2 separate regions of the Mus musculus genome follow, and region 2 is linked to region 1. Evidence: chromatin loops called from intact Hi-C (ENCODE). Cell type or tissue: left cerebral cortex. All regions are shown on one strand. Links, peaks and the distances in the headings refer to the core of each region. The heading gives the core; the rest is flanking DNA. Region 1 overlaps Ttc28 (tetratricopeptide repeat domain 28). Region 2 overlaps Chek2 (checkpoint kinase 2).

What was found. Peaks named below come from ENCODE experiments on the same cell type or tissue, not always from the same donor. Only the 100,000 strongest peaks of a DNase experiment are listed, where the experiment ranks them.
Region 2: a loop joins it to region 1, with 4 times the contacts of the local background. A loop is called at or near these places in 6 of 42 quality-filtered maps.

The regions. Positions count from the first base shown.
Region 1 is chr5:111,266,498-111,271,875 of GRCm38, reverse strand. It overlaps Ttc28 (tetratricopeptide repeat domain 28), which reads right to left. Exons shown (of 23, transcript NM_001267622.1): 13 at 5,201-5,341; 14 at 537-681. Among named protein-coding and RNA genes, the nearest start is that of Gm35628, 34 kb to the right of the region's middle. In left cerebral cortex, for the core only: a CTCF peak has its summit at 1,986 (motif pointing right); DNase peaks (open chromatin) are centred at 1,425, 2,061 and 4,590; H3K27ac peaks cover 403 bases.
Region 2 is chr5:110,853,445-110,858,822 of GRCm38, reverse strand. Chek2 (checkpoint kinase 2) reads right to left here. Exons shown (of 15, transcript NM_016681.4): 6 at 2,990-3,098; 7 at 396-449. Among named protein-coding and RNA genes, the nearest start is that of Chek2, 16 kb to the right of the region's middle. In left cerebral cortex, for the core only: no CTCF peak of the experiment used is centred there; a DNase peak (open chromatin) is centred at 2,238.

The DNA of each region.
Region 1 (5,378 bases), core at 101-5,100:
CCCCTAAATTCTCAGACCCACCAAGGTCCCTGTACCACCCAAGAGCACTGTTTGAATTAAGCAGGGATATGGCAGGCTCATGTGGCTTGGATATGCCAGCAAGAGGGCAAGGTAGGCTGTAGTTGGTGTCTTTAGCACCAGACATTGGTTCTGTGTTTGAGACCCAGGCAAAGAGCAAGGGGGTGGCCTGGGTCAATCCAAATAAACATCTAAGATTAGGTAGGCGTGGCTGGCATTCATTCCTAGCACTGACACGTTGAGCCTCATGACCTATAGACCAGACGAGGAGCACACGAGGACACTGAGCCAAATGCGTTCAGCCCATGTAGAGCAGAGCAAAGCAAAGCACAAGCTCAGACCTGCCATCCTGACTATAAGCAGCCAGCGAAGAATGCATGTCCGTGGAGTGCTCTGGGGGTGCACATGCACACTGAACAGAAAAAATCCGCTGGGGGGGTGATGGTGCGCATGCGCACCAAGCAGAAAAACAAATGCATTCTGATACGAAGGGGTGTCATGTCCCAGGAGCCACTTACCCCTTCCATGGGTGCGATGAGCAGATCGTACAGGGCACGGAGTGGGGGCTTGGCCAGTGAGTTCTGCCTCCTGGGCAGAGAGGAGGTCCCATCCTTGCTGGGTGACACCGTACCACTGAACAAGCTTGTCATGCTCTGGCAGCTCCTGGGGAGACAGGACCAGGGTTGGAATCAAGCTCACCCTCCATCATTCTGGTTGCCCAGAGGCAGGGCCTCTCAGCATGCCTGTCACCTCCAGCTCGTGCTTGCCCCTTGCAGGGGTACTGTCATACAACATTGAGTTCTGTACAGAACAGCGTGCGTGCATCTCTGTGGTGTCAGCTATGTAATCAAACATCCCAGAGTGCTGGTCCCGCATGGCGCAATTGTGCTCCGTCAAAGACAGGGGTCAGGAAGGGTCAGTGCAGCGGCCAGGCTGACAAGGAAGATGACGTTCAGTAGCAGTGAACTCACTGCTGAAGTGACAAGACAAGGATCTGCTGGCCAAACCCAGCCAGACCCTGACAGGGACTCTCCATTTCACAGGGGTGCCCTGAGAGCAGCTGATTGGAAAGTTGCCTGTAGAGGAGGGGCACTCTGAGCAGCTATTAGGGGCAGTTTCACTAACACAGAGGCATCTTCAACCCCCAGGACCTCCAGGAGTCATACTCTCAAAGGGTGACAAGGACAACTACTGACTGATTCAGAAAATATGTTTAGGTTATTAAGTACTGCTAGGCAGAACCATGGTCTCCACTAAGCATGCAGGTAAATGGGGAGGAGGTGGCAGAATCCTCCTGGCAGCCTGGCTCGTGGCCTCAACGTGGCCAGCTGGTAGCACACTCTGTGAGACTGTCGAGTGTTAGCAGTGTATTGTTTCCACGGTATGCGGCAGGACCTGCACTGGCACGAACTGTGCCAGACGCCAGACAGAGCAGCAGGCTGTATGGCAAGTGCTCTGCCTGTTAGTTTTGTGACAGCTATTCAGTTGTTGCCAGAGGGCTTCCTCCGGGGCCAGTTGGAGGGGGCCTGTGTGCCTCCCCGGCTGTGGCTCCTGTGTTCTACTTTCTCCCTTAGGTCTTCCCCGTCCCACCTATTTCCTGGGGTGCAGCCATTCCCCTCTACTCGGGAAATATGATTACAAGTGACAGGGTGTGCTATAGCTTTGCTACCAGAGCCATTGGTGTACAGATGACCCTGGAGAGACACTCTGTATCCAGGGACAGTGCTCTCCGAAGGAGAGATGTGCACATTGTTCTCTGAAGACGTGCTTGAGCAGAGCATTGGCTCCCTTCTGGCTGTACAAGGGGGCTGGGTTCAGGGCTGGCACAGGACAGGCACCTTCCCACTTCCCATTGACCCAGCAGCAGGCCAGGTCCCCAAGGAAGTCCTCAGGGGCCCTCTCCAGTCTCTCATCTCTGCAGCTGCCCTGGGCAGGGCAGGGGTCAAGCTTTGTATGCCACTGGACTTGCACTATCACAGAGATCCAGCAGGTGGCGGTAGATCACTGTCTTGCCATCCAGTCCCAGCTCCACTTGGGACAGTGACAGCTAAGTCCCAGCTCCACTTGGGACAGCTAAGTGACAGCTCAGCCCCAGGAAGAGGGGGTTCCTTGGCTATGAACCCACTTTAGAGGACTGCAGAGCACAGCAGCCTGTGCTGTGCAGGGAGGAGGCAGGGCAGGTGCAACCCAGGGCGTATTGTTCACACACTGTTGGAAGAGGCGGCTGTCGGCTTGGTGTGACTAAGCCTGGTCTCCCCTGACAGACGCTGCTGTGCCCCTGAGCCCACCACCTTCCGCAGAAGCTTGGGATGGCAAGGGAGCTGGCATCTGTCCCTCCTGACACTGCTGCTCGGGGGCAGCATAGGGGCCCACTGACCTTACCTGTGCTTGGCATGGAGAGGTGAGACTACAGGCAGGGGCAGTAGCCTTCTCACCTATCCATGACAGCAACGTGGTCAGCCCTTTGCAGAGGCTCTACACCCCAAAGCAAGCCCACGGGGCGTTGCTCCCTGTGAGTTCACAAGGACCCCTCAGATATGTTGGGAGGAGCTGTCCGCAGGGGCCAGAATGATCCTGCTTTGCGCCTGGAGGAGCCTAAGCACACACAGGTGAGTGCTTGCTGGAGCTTTAGAAGCCCAGGGCCAGCATCTAAGGAGGGTGAGTGGGGTCTGGGAGACTGGACCACAGACTTTCCATCTGACAGGTCAGATCCTGTGCTGCCTCTTCATGTAGCTACGAGGCTCTGGGTGACTGCTTCTTCCAGGCAGCTGGAACAGCTGGATTCCTTGTAAGCCTGCTATCAGTGACAGCTATTCCATTGTTGCCTGAGAGAGCAAGCCAGAGGGACTTTCCTCCAGGGCCAGTTAGAGAAGGTGGGGCAAGCCTTCCCAGTTTCCTTTGAACCGTGCCCTTTACAGCTATGGGAAGAAGGGTCAACAGAGATCAGGGAAGTGCTACATTGTGCTGGTGCTTAGAGGCATCAGCTGAGCATCACAGGTGCCTTCTCTTTGCTGGGGTGGTACCTGACCAAAGGACCCTTCTATCCTTCCCCCACTCTCCAGTTAAGTGAGTCAGGCACATGTAAGTATGTAGTAGCAAGGTAGCCAGCACCTCGGGGGTGGAGAAAGAAATCCTAGAGCAAATCCAGTCTCTAGAGATGTGCAGCCCAGGGCGGGGGTGGGGGTGGGGTTGGGCAGACAGACCCAGAGAAAAAATGCAAGGGAGCAGGCAAAGACCTCTATACCCAAAGCACCAGGGAATCTTCGAAGAAGAGAGTACTCAGCTAGGAAAGCCAGACTTGGTCATGTCCCAATGCCAGGCAAAGATCTGGAGTCAGTAATGACAAGCCTGGGACTCCTCTGGGCCATACAGAGGGGACAGACTATGGAGAGAGTGGATGGCAGGGTCACGTAGAGGCTATCTGACTCCACTTAGCATCCTGAGAAGGGGTAAGACTGTGTGAGTGGGGGTCTGGAGACCACCCACTTGCCTCAGGGTATGGGTGAGGGATGAACCCCATCTTGCCACCACTCTGTTGGGAGTGACATGTCACGTAGTGCTGGCCACCTTGCAAGGCCCTCTTCCAGGATTGCATCACCACTCCCTGTGAACGGTGAATGCTCAGGCATGGGGTGGGGGTAGTCAGCATGGGGACCGGAAGCACCTGCAGGCCCACCTGCACACTGGCTCTTGTCCTTCCTAATGCCACGACCTTTAAATACAGTTCCTCATGTTGTGGTGACCCCCAACCATGAAATTATTTTTGTTGCTACCCCATAACTGTAACTTTGCTGCTGTTATGGATCTTGATGTAAATATCTGTGTTCTCTGATGGTCATAGGTGACCCCTGTGAGAGGGTCATTTGACCTCCGAAGGGGCTGACACCCACAGCACTAGCATATCCGGCTGGGGCTGGAGTTACCAGGCATGGGCTGTGGGGGGCAGAGTTGGGGTTTAGCGGCATCTCCAGCACTCACTGTCACCTGCAGCTGGGGAGTGTCATCCCTGGGACAGGGCCTCAGGTAGGGAGCTTCTGGGGCTGCTGAGCTGAGTCCACCTCCCAGTCTTCTATACAGTCTTGAGGGATTAGCATATTGTAGACAGGAAAGTGAATTAAGAAGTAATGAGGAGACACTCTTGTCTCCACGCTCAGCCTCGCTCTTGCCTGGCAAGAGGGCCATCAGCCATGCGATGCTGCCCACATACCAGGAAGCCAGCTGATGTTTGCAGAGTGGTCCTTAATTGCCACACTGAAGGGACATGGTGGGGGGGGGGGTCTGTGCACATGTTAGGACTGAGAAGGTGTCTACTAGGTGTCAACTACAGCCTGGTGAGGCCTGCATCTAGTTTTGGGCTTGCTGTTCTTGATCACAAGCCAAAATCTTATCCCTTGCCACCCAGGTGGAGAAGATGCCAAGTCTAGCCCAACCCCACACCTCCTTGCATCTGGCTGAGTCCTTCTAAGACAGAGGGACACCCCCACGGCCAAGAGGGAGGGAGGACCAGCTTGTCCCTCACGCTTTTGGCTTCTTTCCTAAAGTTGCTGGGCCCTGGGAAGGCAAACACACTGCTGTCACCCTGATAACACAATGACAGGAAACCAGGCTGCTACAGACAAGGTACACAGTGCCTACATGTAGGGCTGCCAAGAAAGGCTACCCACCCAGTCTAGTCCCTCTGGTCCCTCTGCACTCCCGAAATAGCCATCATCCCTTGAAGACAGGAATTATGAATTCTGACAAAATATGGCTAACATAAGCCTGGGGCCATAGCAATTTCACCCACAACCCACCCATCTGTTAAGTGGCAGGGAACTGGGTCAGGGTGGCTGGATGTGGAGAAGTTCATTTCTGGGCCACTTCTGTCTCCCACCCTGCTGGCTTCTTGGCTCCTTTTGGCCTCCTGAGTTGTAGGCCTGAGAGAAGCTGGCAGAGAGGTGAGAGCTACTCAACTTCTTCCTGAGGCTGGGCAGGCAGCTCAGACTTGGCATGGCAGGCCAACAACCCTGGACTCCACTGTATTAAAAACAGGAAGGTGGAGAGCCTGCACCGCCTCCATCTGAATTGTTGGTACAGAGGCAAAGCACCAGGCTTGCTGCTATAGCTCCGTGTCCCACGGAAGGAGCACAGGGACACGTGCTGCAGGGAGCACCTTGTGTTTGGGGCTGAGCGCCATCCATACCTGTGCAGGAGGTTGTTGTGGCGCACCATCCTCAGGAAGCCCGTGGGGTCGGTTACCGAGTTAAGCTGCTTGTTCATCTCCTCCAACTGCTGTTCCATGATGTCTCCAGCTTCGCTTTCTGTCTCACTGCTGGCACAGGCCCTGTGGAAAACCACCAGAGAGGCGCCATTACTGTGGA
Region 2 (5,378 bases), core at 205-5,204, 410 kb after region 1:
CAAGGCTCCCCACGCCTACGAATCAGATGCAACAATGGGCTTCTTATCTGTCAGATACCACTTACTCCAAAGAAAAGGTATTTAAAAGGACCCAGATTTCAAATATAACTAACTTCACAAGACTTTCATTTCTTTTGCAAATATAACTAACCTTTATAAGGTTTTTCTCAAGATCTCAATAAAAATACCGAGTAATAGATCATGAAGTCATGAAGCCTTTTACACAGGATTGAATTCTTAAAACTTTGAAGTAAAACTCGTCAGAGGTGAATAAGAGCCAGGTCCACGTGTCTTCTCACAAACATACAAAGGAGCCCAAATTAGCCTCCTATAGCAACACTTCGTATACTTCCTATATTTTGAGACAAGTTACGACGAGTGACAATGATACTTACATGATTTAGTTTCTTCAAAATTTCTATTTCAGTTTCCACACTGGGAGCTGTGTCCTTAAATAAACAAGGATAGCATTAGAGTACAACAGTAATAATAAAAATACAGTTAAACTTCATTTAGAATGGCTGAGTTACAAACCAGGCTCTGCTCAGACAGCAGACGCTAGACTACATATTTATGTAAAATAGACTTCAGCTAAGAAACCCAGATTTTAAATCTTTTATTTTTTATTTTTATTTTTTAAGATTTATTTATTTATTTATTGTGTGTACACTGTCGTTATCCTCAGACACAGCAGAAGAGGGCATTGGATTCCCATGACAGATGGCTGTGAGCCACCATGTGGTTGCTGGGAATTAAACTCAGGACCTCTGGAAGAGCAGTCACTGCTCTTAACTGCTGAGCCATCTCTCCAGCCCTAAAATCTTTTATAAATTTTTTTTTCACTTTATTTTATGTACATTGATTGGTGATTCACCTGCATGTGTGCCTGTGTGAGGATGTCCAGTACCAGGAAATTAGGGCTACACACTGCTGTAAGCCACCATGGCAGCCTAAGAATTGAACATGGATCATCTCGAGGACCAACAAGTGTTCTTAACCACTGAAGCATCTCTCTATCCCTCAACCCCAGATTAAAAATGTTTAAGTCCAGACCTTTTCTTTCCACTCTCACACTCATTACTACATTGCAGGGGCAGGGGTGAGGAGGTTCTGTTAATAGAGAGGTCATACAGGGTCCAATGACTGGAAGAGAACAATTAAGAAAAAAAATATTGGTTCTGGGGCTGGAGAAATGGCTCAGTGGTTTTGAACACTGACTGCTCTTCTGAAGGTCCTGAGTTCAAATCTCAGCAACCACATGGTGGCTCACAACCATCTGTAATGAGATCTGACACCTTCCTCTGGTGTGTCTGAAGATAGCTATAATGTAGTTACATATAATAATAAATCTTAAAAAAAAAACAGTAAAAAATAAAAACACATTTAAAAAAATTGGTTCTAAGTTTTCAACAACCTAGGAGATATCCTTTTCTCCCCTAAATGGGAAGCAAATCCAGAATTGTGAGGTCAAAGATCTGTAACAAATTGAACACAGACCGGAAATTCCTCCTGCCATGTAAGAATAGAATTATCTTGGGAAAAACAATTTGAAGAATGTTAAAGCCAGAAACAGCTGGCTGGAGAGGAAGACGTGCCTGGGCGCTGCTTTTACTTTACTTTGTCGGGTTATATGTGGGGAAAAAAATACAGTTGGCCACTTCACTCATTCGGTCAGTGTGGATTACAGAAAAAGTGACTAAATAGTTGCTGCATAAAAACACTTTACATTCTAAAAACCTGCAACTGAGAATTAAAAATGTCATCTCCATGGAAGAGTACTGGTCTGGTATTCCTTAATTCCAGAGTTTTATAAAAATGTGTTTCTATAACTAACTAACTCCTAGCCACCGCCACAACACCCAAAAGAGCAAAGAATTTGAAGTTACCTCAACAACCAAGCAAAGAATTATCTGCATAAATTATGAGGAAGTTTGGGGCATTCCTTCCCAGTGATGTCTTTGAGAATCAGTTTAAGTCTGTCTGATATTATCCAGAACATTTGTAGTGGTCACCTCAGAACCGGATCATATCAGGCAAAGTCCCTCAAATGCAACTGACTGTCTGGAGAACACCCAAGACCTTATAGAGCAAATGGGGTCTGCGGGGCGTAGAGAAAGAGACTACTATTTCTCCTTATTTACTATTTTCAAATTCAGATTTGCAGTCAGGGGAACTGTGCCATCAAACTGAGAGTAAAAAAATGGGGCCATCTCCGTCAGGAGTGGTAGCGCATGCCTGCAATCCTAGCATCCCAGGGGACGCCTTCCAGGATAGTCTGAGCTATGTGAGTCATAATCTCAAAAAGAAAAAAAAAAATGCTTTGAAGTAAAAAGTATCCGCCATAATTTGTAGAATGAGTGAAAATGCTACACTGTAGATACTGAGCACTTTACACGTTGTAACAAACGCTTTCAAAAGAAATATTGAGCATAGCACTTAGGTCAGGATTAAACCTAGCTTTCCTGAGATTATTTTTTCCTTCTCACTAGACCCCTTAACTCTCAAAAAGTTTCATTTCTGCTACAATGTCCCAAGCATTACTTCACCCGGTGCTTAGATAAAGCCGATGGGCGACTAGAAGCAGTTTCTGCGAGGTGGGCACATTGTTAATGGAAAGGTGAGCTGTCCATACGAGCTGAATTCACCTGTCTCTAAACACCACAGGGTCTCCACCAAGATGAGAGAGGCTGAAGGCAGCTGTGAGGCTGCACTGGCCATTAGACCCCCTTTCTCCCCTATCCCTTCATAGCGACTTTAAAATAAGAAAAAGCCTGTTACTATGCACAGGGTTACATACAACCAATTATTTCTAGAACTAAATTACAAATAAGTTTCTAGATTAAATAAAAGACACTTAAAAAGTGTTCAGTGCTGTTTGACAGTCAAAAATTGCTCCATCTAAGCCACCCAAGCTTCCGGAGGCTGAGACGTGCTCCAGGGTTCCTTAAGGAAGTGTGAGAGCCGGGCAGCTCCCGACACAGGTACTTACGGCTTCTCTCGATGAGCCAAGAGCAAACCTCCGCTTGCTAATGATCTTTATGGCCACTTTCTGACATGTCTTCCTCTCAAAAGCCATCTTTACCTCCCCACACGCACCACTAAGGGGAAACACACAGACAGTGACTTTTCCCGATGACTTTCATCATGAAACATACCATGTCAAACTCGGCCTTGATAGGAAGAAAAGAAGGAGCTGAGGAGGCTGTTCAGGTACTCGTCATGCAAATGCAGAATCTGACTTCAAACACCCAGCACCCACGTAAACCAAGCAAAAAAAAAAACCTCTTCCAGAAGCTTGTAGGACAGCCTGCCACACATGCACAGCAGAAACAGACAGAGACCCAGTCTCAAGGCAGAAAGGCAAGACCAACACCCAAGGCTGTCCTCTGACCTCCACACAAATTCTGTGGCCATGAAGTTATGTTATGCACTCTCTCTCTCTCTCTCTCTCTCTCTCTCTCTCTCTCTCTCTCTCTCTCACACACACACACACACACACACACACAGACAGGAAATTAAATATTGTCCATGTAACATTTTTTTTTTCATTGTCTCTATGCTCAAACTGAAACCTCACCAGAGTACACTGCCAAGAGCACACGGAGATGAAGAGCATCCAGCAGCACTGAGCTTGGAGTGACTTCAGTCTAATCAGAGCCCTTGATTGTGAAATTCCCAGAAAAACACTAAGAAAAAAAGAAAATTTACTTTCTCTAGGGGGGGGCAGAGAAATATCAATAGAAGAATCTTCCTGATCGAAAAATGAGTACCCATGCCGGGAGTAGCACATAACCGTCATTCAAGAGCTGAGAAGGCTGAGACAGAAGGAGAGCATCAAACCAAAGCCAAGGCCATCCAGGCCTGAATTAAAAGAAGTAAAACACAGCCAGGAGGTGGTGGCACAAGCCTTTAATCCCAGCCTCCAGAGGCAGAGACAGGAGGCTGAGTTCAAGGCCAGCCTGGTCTACAGAGTGAGTTCCAGGACAGCCAGGGCTACACAGAGAAACAAAAACAAACAAACAAAAGATAAAAACCAAAACAATGACCAACAAACAATTTGCATACATAGTTGGAAGCATGAATTTCACCTTATACCACGTCAGAAAGCGCTACACAATTACTCATCCTGTAGGAGCATTTCTTTCAAAGATTTCTGACTCACTGGGGACCACCGATGGCAGAGGATGTTATGCACACCATTCTTAGCCACAGTAAGCCTGTTCAGCAAAATTAAGGTCCAGCCTAGCAACGACCACTGCAGCATACAACCTGTCTGTAGTGAGCTATGATAATGACCAGTTTTGAGTGAGTATAGAAAAGGCTTCACATCTCTCTTATTGTGTTGCGTATATGTAACATTAAATGAGCCATGATAATGATTTTCAAGTGTAGGATTGAGCCATAGTCAGTATATATCCAACGCTCTGCAACTGCTACCATCTGGTTCCAATTAGGGAAACACCACTATACCTTTGCCCCTAGCGATCACTAAATGGCTTTCTTAAAAATTATCTGATGTTTCATATCCATGAAATCACACTTCTTTCGCTTAGCTTAATGCTTTCAAAGCTCATCCATGGTATAGCAACTACCAGTATGTCTTTATTACTTATCTGAGACTGGATCTTGATGTGTTTGTTTGCACTTAACTTCTCTAGGAGCTGGAACATCCCATTACAACCTCTCCCTAACTATCCCCTCACCCCTCGCTTTTGAGACAAAAGCCTTAGGAAGCTCAGGCTGTCCTTAAACAACTATTATGCCAAGGATAATATTAAACCCCTGATCTTACTGCTACATTTTTCAAGTTGTTGAATTCCAAGTATGCCTCCACCTTGCCCAGCTCTCTTTTTTCTGTTAGGGATTGAACTAAATATTTTACACTAAATTGCATGCCTACCTCAGAAGGGCAGGGGCTGACAAGATATATCCCAGCATGTAGAAATGATTGTCCCATATTCTGGGTAGGTTTTGGTCAACTTGGCTCAAAAGCGAAGATCATCTGCCAGAGGGGAATCTCACTTTTAAAAAATTGCCTCCATTATAGCGTCTGGTAGATAAGTCTGTGGGGCACTTTCTTGATGAATTTGGGACGGCCCAGCCCAGTCTGTGCGAGCCATGGGAACTGAGACAGTAAGCGGCGTTCCTCCATGGTTACTCGGCTTGAGCTCCTGAATCGGCTTCCCTCAGGGGTAGCGATCATAACATATAAGCCAAATATACACTTCACTCTCCAAGTTGCTTTTGGTCGGTGTTTATCACAGCAACAGGAAGTAGTCCTCCAGTGGCTGCCTCGATGGATGCAGCCATGTTGTTTTAGGGGAAGATTTTAGGACTTTGGAGCTTTGGGCTGGAAAAGCTACTGGGTACTCAGAGAT